Regions from separate parts of the Mus musculus genome. Here region 1 is linked to region 2. A link is a loop called in an ENCODE intact Hi-C map of the cell type or tissue named here. Cell type or tissue: left cerebral cortex. All regions are shown on one strand.

What was found. A loop is a pair of places that touch in the nucleus more often than their neighbours do. Peaks named below come from ENCODE experiments on the same cell type or tissue, not always from the same donor. Only the 100,000 strongest peaks of a DNase experiment are listed, where the experiment ranks them.
Region 1: it touches region 2 in a loop (6-fold over the local background); 2 of 42 quality-filtered maps call a loop at or near these places.

Annotation. Positions count from the first base shown.
Region 1 is chr14:72,230,761-72,238,760 of GRCm38, reverse strand. No RefSeq gene overlaps it. Among named protein-coding and RNA genes, the nearest start is that of Gm41205, 50 kb to the right of the region's middle. In left cerebral cortex, no CTCF peak of the experiment used is centred here; DNase peaks (open chromatin) are centred at 202, 644, 4,116 and 4,268; H3K27ac peaks cover 1,831 bases.
Region 2 is chr14:71,580,978-71,588,977 of GRCm38, reverse strand. No RefSeq gene overlaps it. Among named protein-coding and RNA genes, the nearest start is that of Gm34819, 36 kb to the left of the region's middle. In left cerebral cortex, no CTCF peak of the experiment used is centred here; DNase peaks (open chromatin) are centred at 777 and 3,567; H3K27ac peaks cover 923 bases.

The DNA.
Region 1 (8,000 bases), 650 kb before region 2:
TTGAGTAGATGTGAATACCTGGTCAATTTAAGACCACTGAGGTAATTTAGAACATCTTCCTTCTTAGACTACAGTCCCAGACACAAGAGACTCATTCCCATTTTGAGAGGCTGACAAGGATGTTTGTGGGTGGATTTGCAGAACGGGGACTCCAACACCTACTTTCAGATGCTTGAGGCAGCGATGTAGGGGGAGACATTTTATTTTCTCCCTACGGAAGTCCTGTTTTGCTTGCCCTCTGTCTCTTAAGTCTATAGTCTTCCATCTGCTTGGGTGGGAGCGGATGTGTCTGGCAGCCCTGGGATAGAATCATTTTTAGTACAATAGGAGTCTGACATTTTTGTGATCCCACAGATTTTTCTTAACCCCCCATAAGTCTTTGTGTGAGTCCAGCTCAATGCCAACTCTGGAGGAGGGATATGGATTGGCTGTTGTTGGGGGCGGATAGTTTCATATTGTAGCAGAAAACACATTGGAGGTAACCTTCAAGACAATGGAATGACAGGTACATGTTCAGTGAACAGGAAACACTCTTAGAACAGAAGTACATCTGGAAGGATTCTTGAAGAGACTGCTTTTAAGAAAAGGAGGAAGAGAGGTCATTCCCATTGAGTGGGATGTGGGAGGCTTCCAGGATTCAATAGCAATAGCCTTAGCCAAAATTCTCAACAGTGGGGAGATGGAACCGGAAGAGACCACCTCCAGTGGACAAATATGGCCTACCATGGAGAGATGGAGCCACCCACTCATCTTCAAAAATTTTGACCCAGAATTGTTCCTGTCTAAAGGAAATGCAGGGACAAAAGTAGAGCAGAGAATGAAGGAAAAGCCATACAGTGATCAGTCCAACTTGGGATTCATCCTATGCGCAGGTACCAAACCTGACATTATTACTTATGGAATGTTGTACTTACAGACAGGAGCCTAGCATGGTTGTCCTCTGAGACGCTCTATCAGCAGCTGACTGAGACAGATGCAGATACTTACAGACAACCATTGAACTGAAGTCAGGGACCCCCTATGGAGGAGTTAGGGTAAGGACTGAAGTAGCTGAAGGGATGGCAACCCTATAGGAAGATCAGCAGCATCAACTGATCCGGACCCCCTCAGAGCTCCCAGAGACTATTCCACCAACCAAAATGCATACATGTGCTTATCTGTAGCCCTCAGCACATATGTAGCAGAGAACTATCTTGTCTGGCCTTAGTGGGAGAAGATGTGCTTAACCCTGTCAAGATGCTCCAGGGAAGGGGGATGCTAGGGAGGGTGAGGTAGGGAATGTGAGTATGTAAGGGTGTATGTAGGGGTTTGGGGGAGCACCCTCTCAGAGAGGCAAAGGGGAGGGGGTGAAGAACTCTAGAAGGGGGGACCAGGAAGCGGGGCAACATTTGGAATGTAAACAAATAAAATAATTTAATAAAAGAAAAGAAAAGGAAAAGGAGGAGGAATGGATTAGATAATAAGAAACCAATCCATAATGGAAAGCCCCAGCCCCGGGAGGTGATAAACCTTCAGAGTTCCAAAGTGACATCAGAGTACAGTGACTGTGTTCTTGTTTCAGCCAGTCACTGGCTATATAAACCTTCTAGAAGAGGGAGTGATGGTTGATAAATCAGTTCTCTGAAGCTAGGGTGGTTCCTAGTGATGGTACTATGAGCAGCGATGTTCCCAGGAGCAGAGGAACAGATGTTAAGAGGAAAGACCAGAGAGGTAGCCTGGTGCATGAAAGCACAGCACTGTCTATCAAGTCTGATATCCCAAGCTCGCACTTACTGGGTCTCACACATTGGATTGAGAGAATCAACTGCTAAAGACCTTCCCAAGCTCACTATGTCATGCATCTACTTATATCTCTCCTCCCTACGGGAAATAAATAAATAAATAAATAAATGTTAAACAAACAAACAAACAAACAACAAAAAGGAAGAGGATGAAGGTTGAAGGTGGAAAACCCCACAACTGTCTCCTTTTGTGAGCTCCATTTGGATTCTGGATTCCTCACTTGGAAACAGATTCTCCAAGATTCAATTTACTATGCTTTTCTAGGGCACTTCCAGGCAAAGAGCAAACCACAGCTCTAGTTCTTCAGCTGATCTTGAAGCCATAATTGATGCTTTCTATCTCTGTACTTTGTCTCCCATTCTAGTTTCTTGTTGTCTTGGATAGACAATATAAGTTGTGCCAGGTGGCTTGCTGTTTGGAGATCAGATTTTGATCCTCAAGGCACCTGAGACCCTAAGTATCATTCTATATGTTGGATGTGAATTTATCACTAAACCTGGGCATGTGAGCAGCAAGAGATGCCTCAGAGGATCAGTGTGTTTGCAGAGATATTCTTCCCTGCCCTGCTGTCCAGCGGCAGCTGATCTAACATATATTAGAATGATTTTTCCCCATTCTGCTAGCATTCCGTGATTAGCCAGAAGGATCTTCATACATATAGCAGCTTAATTTTCAACATAATCTCAATTAGACTAAATGAAGAATTTTCCCCATCTGAGACACAGCATATAAAAACAAAAACAAACGAGAGCCTAGGACTATCGGCTTGGCTTGGTAGCATGTTTGATTATAGTTATTTGGTATAGCTTCCTTACTTATCACTTTGTATCTATAGGTGACATAGGATTATATAACACTCATTCTTTTAGGATTTGTCCTGTGTACAGAAGATAGTGACATTTTCAAGTTGTTACTTCACTTATTTAAATTATTTTTGACAGGATTTTACTGTGCAACCCTGGCTACCTTGAACTCCTAGAGCTCTGCCTTCATCTGTCTCCCAAGTGAAGCAATTAAAGGCATATACTACCATGCCTTGATTCTTTGAGAGGCCATTTTATCACTCCGAAGGACTGTGATTCCTAAAGACATGGCAGGTGACAGGACCAGTGGATTCTATTACCACTACACCACTTCCCCCATCCCCATTATTTGGGTCCTTTGGCCTAATAAAATGTCTCTTGCAATTTTATTTCAGCTGATGAAATCCTCCTGAAGTCTATAGACAATTGAATTAACCAAGACCCTAGGGATAAAAAAAGCAAGTTTGTACTTGCCATGTGTGTTGATATTTGTCAAATGGAATCATTGCACCTTCTGGGTGAAAGGTGCCCAGAGCAGTCAACTTGTTATCAAGCACTTAGTTCATATTGGCAAAAGCCAAATATGGAGCTCAGCCTTAGTTCTGTTGCTGGCCAGGTGAATATACAATAGCAGCTGTACCAATATTAGCCTCAGCCAGTGGAAGTCCACCCTGATGGGCCTGTATTCTTTCGTGCCTGCCCCTTGGTATGTCCTTTGTAGTAGCAATACAATATTTATTCATAGCAAATACAGTCTTATGATAAAAATCATTCCACCTATCTTATTGACTTAGAGTTGCTATTTAATGGCCATATTATGGTGCAAGATCACCACACTCGATATCTTTTCCCATGGGTCCATTCTGCTAAGTCTTCCTTGAACTAATATTTAAAACTTTATTCTTTTAAGGTTCAGCTAGCTCTACTCAAATTCACTCTAAGTACAGGAATGATTGTACTCTGGGCTCCTTCTCTGTCCAAGGTAGAAGACCTGATTCATCAGACAAGTGCTGTCAGTTGGGACAATATATCACTGCTCCCATTCAGGGATTTCTAATAGGGAGCATTAGTGAAATACCAACTCATTTTTAATTCGTGACAACACACCAAAGGGACCAATCAACAGACCAAGCTCAGACTGTTCTTTGATTTGCTTGGTGTTAAGGAACAATAGGCGTGAGCCATGAGAAGAGACAGAGAAGCAACAATGTTAGGCAACATGGGTGGGAGACAACATACTCATGCAATTTACCCGTGTCTCTCCGCCTATTCATGCTCCTTCTCAGACATGCCACACACAGTTTCCAAGGAATACGTTCTGGTTCAGCCTGGCTTTATGGATTGGCCTGGGTAACAGAATTCAGCTTTTGATGGACATCTCTGGCTGCCACTTGATGCCTTCTTCAGATGGTTTATATTTACTGTAGGCTCATATCCAACCAAGTCCTGCCTGTGAGATGGAACATACTCCTGCAGCAGATGGCGTGGCCTACCTCCAAAACTCTAATGGCTTGCATTGTGACCATGTATCCACTGTACTTGATGTCTTTTCCCAACCCAGAAACCTCTAACACCATAAGGTCTGCCAGGTTGTGTGGCCAAGTAAGAAGTCTACTTCTGTTTCAGCTCAAACTTTCCATAGAGGTCTTTCATAGGAAGTTGGCAACCTTTCATGTCACCTGGTCCATGAGTCAGAGAACCTTTTCTAAGCATAGAATATGGTGCTTCTAGAGTTTGGAGCCTAGAGCTTAGAGATTTTTTTTTCCGTGTTGTGGGAGTTGTGAAGTGGGTTGATCTGTCATCTATTTGGTGGGGAGGGAGGTGATTTGTTATGGTCAGATCATTGAATCCTAAAAATATCACAGATATAGAAAGCCCTTGAGTTTTTCCAGGAGCATCCCCTACCCTCCAATTATATATGCTCATAGTTTACCACTGGTTCTTGCCTGTGTGGTCTAATTAGCTTGACATCTCGAAAATGTAGCTGCATGAGCCTTAGGTATTTACCCTGCCACTTTTTACAAATCATTCTACAGTTTTGTACACTTATATTATGGATTTAGTCATTTTCACACCTTCTCTTATGTATCTCCCTTACTTTTCCCTCTAACACTGGTACCCTTTTCAGCAAGTGACCACCTACTTTTGTGTCTTTTTCCCCCCGAATGGAGTTTAATTAGTGTTATATGCTCATGTCCTTGTGTAGTACATTGAGCAATAAGGTCTTACCATTAAGTCCTGGTATGAAATAAAGAGCAATGACAACTACCAGCATTGTTTTGGGGGTCTATAAAACCTCTCTGTACACTAACTCACATGGAGGTGTCTCACACATAGCACTGTGAGTTTTGGAACCAGACTTGATGTTCATCAACTGGATGAATAAAAAATGGAAATGTGGCAATCCAAAAACTTTGCATATTCTTGCCTATATAGATACCCTAGGTACATATTTTTTGAGTAGTGTGCTTAGTATTGTGTGCTAATAAAATCCAGAGTAATAGAATGGGGATGTTAGGGGGATAGAGGGGGAATAGTAGAATATATCAGTCACAAAACTGGAGAAGTGGAATACTGAAGGTAGAAAGGTCTAAACAGGAACACAGGTAGGAGGATGGGTAAGAGGAAGGAGAAAGAAGGGATCAGAACCAAGGACATATACCATTTCATAAGCTTTGAAAAAACACAATATATAAGCAATTATTTGAATGGAGGTAATCTTCAAGGATGGATACTACTCCCAGAAGCCATGGACTATTAAAGGTCTCTTTGAACTGTGTTACAAGAGGAAAGGTGAATTGGCTGTGCCTTTGGCAAGGCTGTAAATACATAGTGTTATTTGTGATGTGGGGGCCATGCACCATTTTTGCTCCTCCTGAGACAAAGGCAAAGACAATATACTTGCTGGAGTGCATCATGTGCATCATGTGCATCATGTGCATCATGTGCATCATGTGCCAGAGCCTGTGTCTTCTGTGCTAACAAAGATACCACATCCAGCATAGTGGGTTGCAATGGGCGGTGCGTCTCACGAAATTGGCAGTCATCCATTTCTCATCCATGATGACCTCTCTGATTTCCTTTCCTGTAAGAGACAATGGCTTTATAACAACACCCCTTGTTTCTGGTTCCAGCTTAAAAAGACAGATACCATTGGGAATCTTAACAATGCTCACCTCCTCATCAGTGCATTCCCGCCTCACTTCAGGAACTGGAGCATCCTCCCATACTCCACAACAGTCCAAAGGTAGTATTCTACCCATATCCATTCTACTATGCCCATTTTCTTTGCCCTTTGGGCGTTTCTTTCGCCATCTGCCAAGGAAGTTCTGGGGTGTCCATTTAGTTTAAGACATTGATTTTACCGCATATCGAAGATACAACCTAGCAGTTTATCAGCAATGTCTCCTAGGATCTTTGCCAAGGTTTTTGAAGATTTTAAACATCACATATTGATATAGCATCCTTTATCCAACTTTATTTCACTCGTTTGATTATTATCCTAGTACAGTTTACATCCTCTCAGTACTTCCTACCTTGTCCTGCTTTTCTATTAGCTCTTTCTCTTCCTTTGCTTGAGCATTGCTTGTGTCTACATTTTACATCTTCAACTGGTCTGATTAACATAATAGGACAGTGGAGTAGGACTCTTGACAAACAAACAAAATATTAAGATCTCTTAAGGCATCTGACTTTCATGTGGCCTCTGCACATATTTTAGTGAGGGTTTCTATTGTTGTGAGGAGACACCATGACCATAGCATGGGGCTGGCTTCCAGTTTCAGAGGTTTAGTTCATTATCAGTATGACAGAAAGATAGTGGCATGCAGGCAGACATGGTGCTGGAGAAGGAGCTGAGAGTTCTATATCCAGATTAGCAGACAGTAGGAACAGAACAATGAGCCACTAAATCTGGCTTGAATTTCTGAGACTTCAAGGCCTGCCCCCCGTGACACACTTTCTCCAACAAGACCATACTTATTCCAAGAAGGACACATTTCCTAAAACCGCCCATTGCCTATGAGCTTATGGGGACCATTTCTATTAAAACCACCACAACATGACATTCAAGTGAGGAAGAAATGTGGCATCGATGTGTACAAGGATAATCTGCTCCTGTCTAGCAGATTTTGGAAAAGGTGGGAGTTTAAAATTCTGAACCATGTCTCTTAACATGGTAAGAAGCTTGACTTTTCGACTTTAGAGTCTCTTATACCTTGGATATGATCACAACAGATATCTGTGAGAGCCACACCATTAATTTGGGGAGATGTAACATAAAAGTTCATCAACTATGCATGTGTATTGTTGGCTGATAATTGGTTTCACTTTTAGTGTATGTGTATGTGTGTGTGCGCGTGTGCGTGTGCACGTGCGTGTGTGTGTGTGTGTGCTTGTTCATGTTCGAGTATGGATAGATGTGTGTCAAACTGTGTGAGAAGATCAAAAGACAACCTTGGCTGCAAGTCCTTGGCTTTCCATCCTGTTAGAGATATGGTCTCTTCTACACTGTAAGGCAGGATAGCTATCGAGTGAGTGTCTAGAGATCTTTGTCTCTGCTTCCCACTTTCTATAAGTGTTTTGGGATTGCAGGAGCTTGGTCTGTGGTGTCTGGATTTTATGAGGATTGAGAATCTGAACTCAGATCCTCAGACTCACGTGGCAAGTCTGTATAGCAGCTGAGACATCTTCCTAGCCTTGGCTTCCGTTTGGAATGCATGATATGGGTGGCAATGTAGTTTGAGACTATATTTCTTATTAATGCATAATAATTATACAGAGTAATGGGTTTCACAATGACATCTCCACTGAGCATCACGGGGAAAAAAAAAGAACAAAAGCAACAAAATGGGCATGGCAGAACTATTGTGAATGGCTGGAAGCTTGAGAGGCAGCAACAGGCTTCAGCAAAGCTTTCCTGAGTTCAGTAGGGATTAAAGCAGACAAACAGTTAAGGGAAAACAGTCAGGATGTTGAGCACTGCTTATTGTCTGGGCAATGAGTAAGCTCTGAAAGTGTATCTACAAACCCCAAATGTCTGTTCTCTGGAGAGAAAGACAAAGAAGGTAATTCCTTTCAATTGCTTGAGACTTCTCTCCAGGGACCCTTGCTTCTCCTGAGCCTTAGATTGTAGCAGAAACACCATGCCCTCTTCCCATGCCAGTTAATAACCTGGGAATATAAAGAGTCCCTTCAATCTTTGGAGATTTGATGATAATTCCCTAAATGCCAAATCAGCACACACAGCTTTACAATTACTGAGGGGACTACAGAACAAAAATCCTTATAACAGACATGAAATGTTGGGACCTGAACCTTCTTGGTCTACAGGACCTAGGAAATTGGATTCAGAGCATCTCAATGCCTTTCAGAGCAGAAAGCCTTTGCCTATGGGAACTGCACTTTGTGCCCAGC
Region 2 (8,000 bases):
CCAGCTTAAGAATATGGCCAGTGGCTAGCAAACTGGCAAAGAGAACAACGTTTTAGAGGAAGAGGGATTTATTCATGGACACCTGTCAGAGGCTGTCATTCCTCTGGCTGAAGGATTGTCTGCATCTTACCATGATGTAAATCAGCTCCTCCTGGACTTAATAACTCTTCTTTATGGGTTTCTTCCCACTCATAAATAAACCTCATTCCATATGGATATTCTGAAAAAAAGTCCTCCTTGATTTGCAGCTCTGCTCATTGGTAGAAGCAGATGCCAGTCCCAGGTCACAAGGGAGCTTTTCTATGGTTGGCCCCTTACAGGAGAGCCCTCCCTTCTTTGCAGTAAGGTCACCCTTGAATAAGGCTCCTTCTAAAATGTTCTCATTGGGGTCACAAGAAAAGCCTATTTTCCAAAGGCAAAGAAGACTGTAAAGAATTGGTTATTTTCTTCCCCAAAAGACTTGAAAGTATGTGGCTTCCAGCTCTGCCTTACTTCATCTGAACCTGGAATTCCTCGCTCTCATCCACAGAAACATGCTCCTTCACATGCAACTTTGTGCTACCCTTCTCAGTCAGATTGGACTGAGATAGACCCCAGCTTTCATTCTTCTATCATATGACAGAATAACACATTTCACTGTTCAGAGTTATGCATTGCAGTATTCAGGGTTTTGAACATTCTCAGAAAGGCCTCCATAAATATTCAAATTCTAATTTTAAAATGTAGTTGGAAAGGATGTTAGCAAGCATCATGTCCAACATCCTACCAAAGGAAGTAAACACCCCCACATCCACCCTCACAGACAGGCACTTGGGCCATCCCATTTCCCCTAGAACAAGGACTATAAAGGGATATAGCTCTATTTCAAACATGCTGTTAAACTTGAATATATATTACAACTAATTCTACATAAGCAGTATTTTTAAATTGTGTTTTCAAGATCTTGCAACACTCCATGGGAATTCATCTTTTAGGGAGAAATATATTAATAAAATATTTAATGGCGTGTAGGGTATGTCTTGAAATGTAGCATGCATGGTAATTACAAGAAATCAAATGGGCAAAAATGTATGACAATGACTAATTACTTGAAAAAAGAATACTGAAGTCCAAGTCTATGTTCATCAAAATTCAGATGACAAGTCTTAGCCAGGGTGTATAGATGTTGGATCCTTTGTGTGTTGTGCTAAAAGTAGATCAGAATGGGGGTAAAGCTTGGTAGGAGCTCAAGTAGTAGTTATCAGTTACCATATGGTTCAATAATTCTATATAGAATAGAAAAAGACTGAGGAAAATATATCTGCACACCCTTTCCAATCAAAACTGTTCACAACCAGATAACAGTTTAACGTGTGTGTGTGTGTATGTGTGTGTGTGTGTGTGTGTGTGTATAATCCTGATATATTTAAACTAGAGAAAAAATATTGGTATGTGTTTCATGAATACACCTCAAACATATTGTGTAAAGGGAAAAACATTAGACATAAAAGATTATGCAATGTGCAATGCCATTTATATAATATATCTATATATCCATGATAGAGAAACATATAGGGGCAAAGTTTGGAGTGAAGAGAGAATTGGAAGTGGCTGTCAATGGCCACAAAGCTTCATTTTGGCATACAAGTAGTGGTTGAACAAAATTGTGAGTGTACAAACTTTCACTGAATGTTGACTTTAAAATGCTGATTTTAGGCTTTGTGAATTTAACCTTAATAAAACATTTTTCCAGGAAATATTTATGTGTTTGACTCAGCAGTGAGGCTCATCATTCATATGTTTCAAAGAACATCGCTTCTTTTTCCCTGGACTAAATTTTGTTTTATTTTTATGTTTGTTTTCTGTTTGTTTGTCTTTTATCTACACAATAACAAAGTCATGATGATATTCCCAAAAGTATCTTCCCTCTTCCCTTACCCCCAAACCGCCAGCTGGCTCTGTGCTGGTTAGTTTTTGTCACATGACACAATTTCTCAATTGAGGAAATGTCTCCATCAAGTTGGTCTATAGGAAACTCTAAAGGGCATTTTTAAATTGTTGATTAATGTGGACACAGCTCACAGTAGGCAGTGCCACCTCTGATCCTCGGTTTAAGAAGTAGCTGAGCATGAGACTGAGAGCAAGCTTGCTTACCAGCTTTAAGGTCTCTGCTTCTGTTCCTGTCAATAGGCTCCTGCTCTGAGTTCCTGCCTGACTTCCTTTGGTGGCATATGTCCTGGGAGTTGGTTATCATAGCAATAGAATGCAAACTAAGACACTAAACAATAAGAGATATATAAATCATCTTTCACATACTTTCATATTCAAAGGCATAGCCTCCTGTACCCCAAGTTGATCTCAAACTCACTATCTGAGTATAATCTTGAACTTTTGATCATTTTGTTTCTACCTCCCCAGTGCTGGGATTATGGGGTCATGTGATCACACTTATTTTATGTGGTATTGCATATAAATCCAGGGCTTCAGACATGCGGAGCATGTACTCTGCCAGCTCAGCTATACCTTCAGCATCCTTCCACTCTTGTAAATAAAGTTTTATGGAAATAGAGATATACCAATTTATTAACTTAGTCTCTTCAAGTGCCCCCTCCCGTGTGTGTGTGTGTGTGGTGTGTGTTTGTGTTGTGTCTTTGCACATGTATGTGAGGGTGTGTATGCTTTGACAAAGAGCAGGGGACACCATGTGGTCTCTTTCTTATTCTCTCTCTCATGTTATCTCATCTCCCTCTTTTTCTCTATTTCTTTCTCATCATCTACATCTATATCTATATACATATATGTGTGTATGTATGTATGTATGTATGCATGTATATCTGAGAAAGAAGAAGTCTAAGAGATATAGAAATATATCTCTTTAGAAGCAGAGTCTTTCAGAAGAACTTGCTGGGTTTTTTGAGGCTGGATTATCAACAAACCCAAATGATCCTCCTGTCTTCTCCACCTCTACCCCTAGTGCTGGCAACTCCAGCAGAGACTCAAATTCATGTCCTTTTAGGTGACAGGCATTTTTACACACTAGGCCATTCCCCTAGTCCAGCTGTTTGCTTCTTATAACATCAGAATTGCTTTGTGTTTAAACTCGAAAACTTTTACCCTCTAGTGTTTACACCTAAAGTATTTATGTATGGTCACTTTTATTAAAAGTTCATCAGCCTCTGATACAAAAGGACTTCATGAGAATCCTTCCATTGAAGCAATTGATAGATAAGAAAATGACAAACCCATACAGACAGTGAGGTTGAAGCCCCAAGGAAAAGGAACAAATTGAGGACCAGTTGTTTGAGCATTTGCCAACAGTAAATAATTCTGAAAAGCAAGAATTTAGCAAACGTCTCTAGAAACCAAATTGCTCCCATAAAAGTAGCCTAGATAATCAAGTTACAAATTTCTTAACCTCCTAATCATTGTGTATGTAAATGACCAAACACCCAAATGAAGTTTTGAAAAGAAATTGAAAGAACAAATACCATTTGCAAATAATAGCTCCTGCCTTTAATGTGTTTTAATCTTCCATTTTTTAAGCAGAGGAGGATATTTCTGGAAAAGCACCTCCACCTCCTCCCTTCTGTGACAACACAGCTATTGGAAGTTCAGAGATGCCCATAGTTTAATGTCAGGCTGCTTTTCTTCTGTTAAATCAAAATGAAATTAATTTTGAAGCAGCACTTTACATTTGTAACTCCATTTTCCTAAAATAGAACACAGCGTATCCTGCACAGGCATAGATTTTCAAAGACACTTAGAATGATACTTGGTTATGAGTATTATTTCTGAGTGGTAAAATTTGGGGGTGAATTATTATTATTACTATTATTACTATTATTATTATTATTGTGTTTTCACATATTGTTGAAAAACATTGAGCTTTTTTTTGTGCTGTTCTGTTTTGTTTTTTTAATTGAGAGTCAATGAAAACACAATGAGATGTTCTACTTAAAGTGGTTGTACACAAGTAAAGGCCCACTCCTTCCTTTGTATATTTTTGAATGTCTCTTAAACAAAACTTTAAATATATTTTTATTGATTTTCTGGTAGTTTTATTTTTATTAAATTGCTCACAGTACCTAGCATAAGCAAGGCACATAATCCATGTTCATTAAAAATCATATTGATTTTTGTTTTCTAAAATGTCTCAGGGACTGTTCACACTTCACAATAGTAAGAGTTTAAAACATTGTTGACACAAAGTTACTTGTAATTTATTCTCTAAACTTATTAATTGCAATAGAAGTACAGCTAACTTCTTTATAATAACAACAAAAGAAAAGGCAATTAGGTAGTTTAAGGATGCCCCAAGCCTTTTACGCTTATGACAAAGTATTATATTTAAATGCACTCTGTCATAGTCTACTGCCCAGGGCAACAGTCCCAAACAAACTTTCTAATTCTTAAGACCATAGCCCTGTCACTTTATCTATATTATATTATGTTATATTATATTATGTATTATATTATATTATATTTATTCATAAGAGTTATGGTGCAGCACACACATATTTGGAAGTCACTTCTAAGAGTTGGCTTTCTTTTTCCATCATGTGGGACCTAGGGATTAATCTCAGATGATAAACCTTGACATCAAGTGCCTTAACACACTAAGTCCTGCCCTTAGGTTGCATTTTCCCCAATGAAACAATATGTGCTTCATGGGACTTAAAATTCTACTTTCTATCAAATGACTTAGATCAACACAACAGGACAGCCTGGTATTGCAGGAAAAAGGACAGGCAGGAAATGCATGTGTTTAAACATCAAGGGCCTGCAAGAACTCTCCACCTCAGGTGGTAGTGACTATCCTCTCCCCACAAGGATATGGTGACTTCTTTAACTCATTAAGAATAATTCAGGAGATAAATAGTTAAGTGTTTGAATGAGTGTGCTGTTTGCTCACTGAATACCACAATCAACTGAGTGGTCTGGAATAATAGGGAAAAACATCCTGGAGAAGGTGCAGATGTTTGTGGCAAGATTTACTTACATGAAGGGGAGAAGAAGGTCATGGCTGACAGACAGACAGCAGACAGATAGACAGACAGACAGATAGACAGATACATAGACAGATACATAGATGGATACATAGATACATAGATAGATACATAGATAGATACATAGATAGATACATAGATAGATACATAGATAGATACATAGATAGATACATAGATAGATACATAGATAGATACATAGATAGATACATAGATAGATACATAGATAGATACATAGATAGATACATAGATAGATACATAGATAGATAGACAGGGATTATTCTACTAACAATGTACAAGTTAGAGTTAGATACAGACCTGTTTGATTCTGAATCCATGGATTCAGGTTTGATGGAAACCACCTCAAAGATGGAAGGCAAAAATGCTAAATAGGGTCAGTAAGAGGAAATTGTGGTTTGAGATACAGAGCCATTTATAGTCCATGTTCTTAAAAGGTTAGCATTTGAAAATAAGTACTAATTGATAAAGCCACGTTCATAGTCAGATACAGATAGCTTTACACACAGGATGCTTCCTCCCCACCCCATCTTCTCACTGTAGGGAGTCTTCCTATCTCACACTGTTTCAGTCCCTTATCTCTCATCTTCTATTATTCTACAAAGGTAAGGGGATGCCTTCTCCATGAAAAGAAATTCTGGAGAACAGAAGGCAACGGTCATATAAAAAGGGAGAGAGACAAAAGCAGCAGTTCTCTACTCCACTGAGGAGCTTGGAGCTTCCAAGGAGTGAGCTCCTTCTATAGGAGCTCTCTTTCAATGTCTCGGGGGAACGAAATGAAAAACCCAGTGTAGCTCTCCAAGCCCACAACTTTCTCACCTATTCTTGCTCCCGTGCATGCTTCTGCAGTCCTATGCTTTGAAGGCTCGATATCATTCTTCTCTGATTGCTTAAGGCTCCCACCCAGGAGCTACCAGCCAGCAGTTTCTCCTTCACAGAACCTACTGATTCTATCACAACCTCTTGCCTCCCTGTTTCTGCTGCCCAGTTATATGCCATGGCTATATCTCTGGCTTGGTCTTCCATTCTCACTGCTTTCACACTGCCATATTTGTGGCTTCCTTGTTACTGTGCCTAGAGCCAACTTTAATGCCACCATCCAGATCACACCAAGCCCCCACTCTGAAAGACTATGCATTGCCACCACCTGCATCAAGATGTCTAAATTTCTTAGTTCATTCCAACCCATTCTCTGAACACTGGCTGTATCCACAGTCTCAGGCTTACCTGTCCCTCCATCCCTCTGTTTTCCTTATTAAACACTAATGTCACACGTCATTGATTCTCATAGACTTTTCTAATTGTACCACTTCAGCTCCAATGTGTCCTCCATCACTCTTTTTCTCCTTTCCTACCTAGATTGTTATTTTGTTTCAAGACTCAATACAACCATTTCACCTTTCTCCTAGAATCATGCTGGATCAGTCCGGGTGGAATTAGCTAGAACAAGGTAAACCATATAATACTTCAGTGAAGTATTATTTATACATGGCAGCACTGCGCACTTCTCCTAGAGTCTACCCCAACAATGAGTGAAGAAATTAATGAAAGTAAAGTTCTCAGTTTTCTCTGTAGGACTCTCCTGTATCCCAGAGAGACTGAGCTTCCCCAGAACCTGTCTATTCTAATCAATATACATCTACAAAGCATCTACTGAAGTATGAATGATGCAGCATTTAGATATAGAATTGAACTAGTTAGCTCGTGTGTGTGTGTGTGTGTGTGTGTGTGTGTGTGTGTGTGTGTACTTTGTGTATGTTGGCATGTGACTTGTATAAGTAGCTATACATTTTACTTCATCATTGTGCCCTGAGGTTTCATTTTGCCATCAAAGATATGAGGAATTACTAGCAGATCCAATGTCAGACCAAACCTGAATTCAATACTTAGAAAGGTTCCCTAAAATGAAGACACTCAGTACACTTGCTTGAGTAATATAAGAGATTTCCATGGACAGAGGTAGCATCTGATTATTATAAAATGGTTTCATAGCTGACAAAATGAATTCTGATCCTTATGATTTCTACAGGGGCACTATAAGTTACATAGCCAACTATTGTTTCCCTTCACTTCATAGATGGGGAAACAGTCTGTGGTCTTCTGTCTTATTCATAATCAAACAGCTAGTCAAGGAGTAATCTAACATTTCAAGCCAGTCTTTTGATCTCTGTTTGAATGGTCTTAGTACCAAACTACCCCTACTCTCAGAGAGTCATTTTAGTAGCAAGCTTCTATAAATCTGATATACACCTTTATAAACACAGCAGACCATTGTCTTTTTATATTTTTTATCACAATGGAAACCCTGGGGACCTAAAGACATGGGAATCTCCTTCATTTATCAGTTACCAAACATAGTCAAGATTTGAGCAATCTTACTAACACTTTAACTAAATTATTTCCTTGTATGTACACACCAGTACGCACCTCGTGCCAAATCCAGCACTGAGCAAGAAGTTAGAATGGCTGCTGAGAACTCCAGCCTACTCTTTCTACATCTATGTGGAACTATTCAAAATGGTAATTCAGTGTGAGGCAGTAACTCAGAGTAAGCAGGTCCATCACTCATATAAGGGTGGGTGCAGCCTCCAGGGCTCTTACGTCTTTTGCCAGAGACAGCATTTCTTCTCAAGCCCTCACTCATCCTCTATACAATTTATTTCTCTCGCATGCCCTTCATACATAGCAGCACTGCTCACTTCTCCTAGAGTCAATCACCAGATGCCAAGAGTTTTGAACATCTCCTTGAGGGAGATTTAAAGAGAGACTTAGCTTCAAGGTCAAGCATGTTTAGTGCAGGAATGATGAGGGGCATACTAAATTCCAGAAAGGATGGCAGCTGAACTCTGAGACAGAACCCAGGTAGACTCAGTCAGGGGAAGATGGACAGAGCTGGAAATGGGAAAGACCAAAAAGAAGCTACTATGTACTTTTCTAGCTGTACCAAGTAGCTGTATGTCCTTGGCCTTGCATTTCTTGGCAGTTGTAACTCAAGTCCTG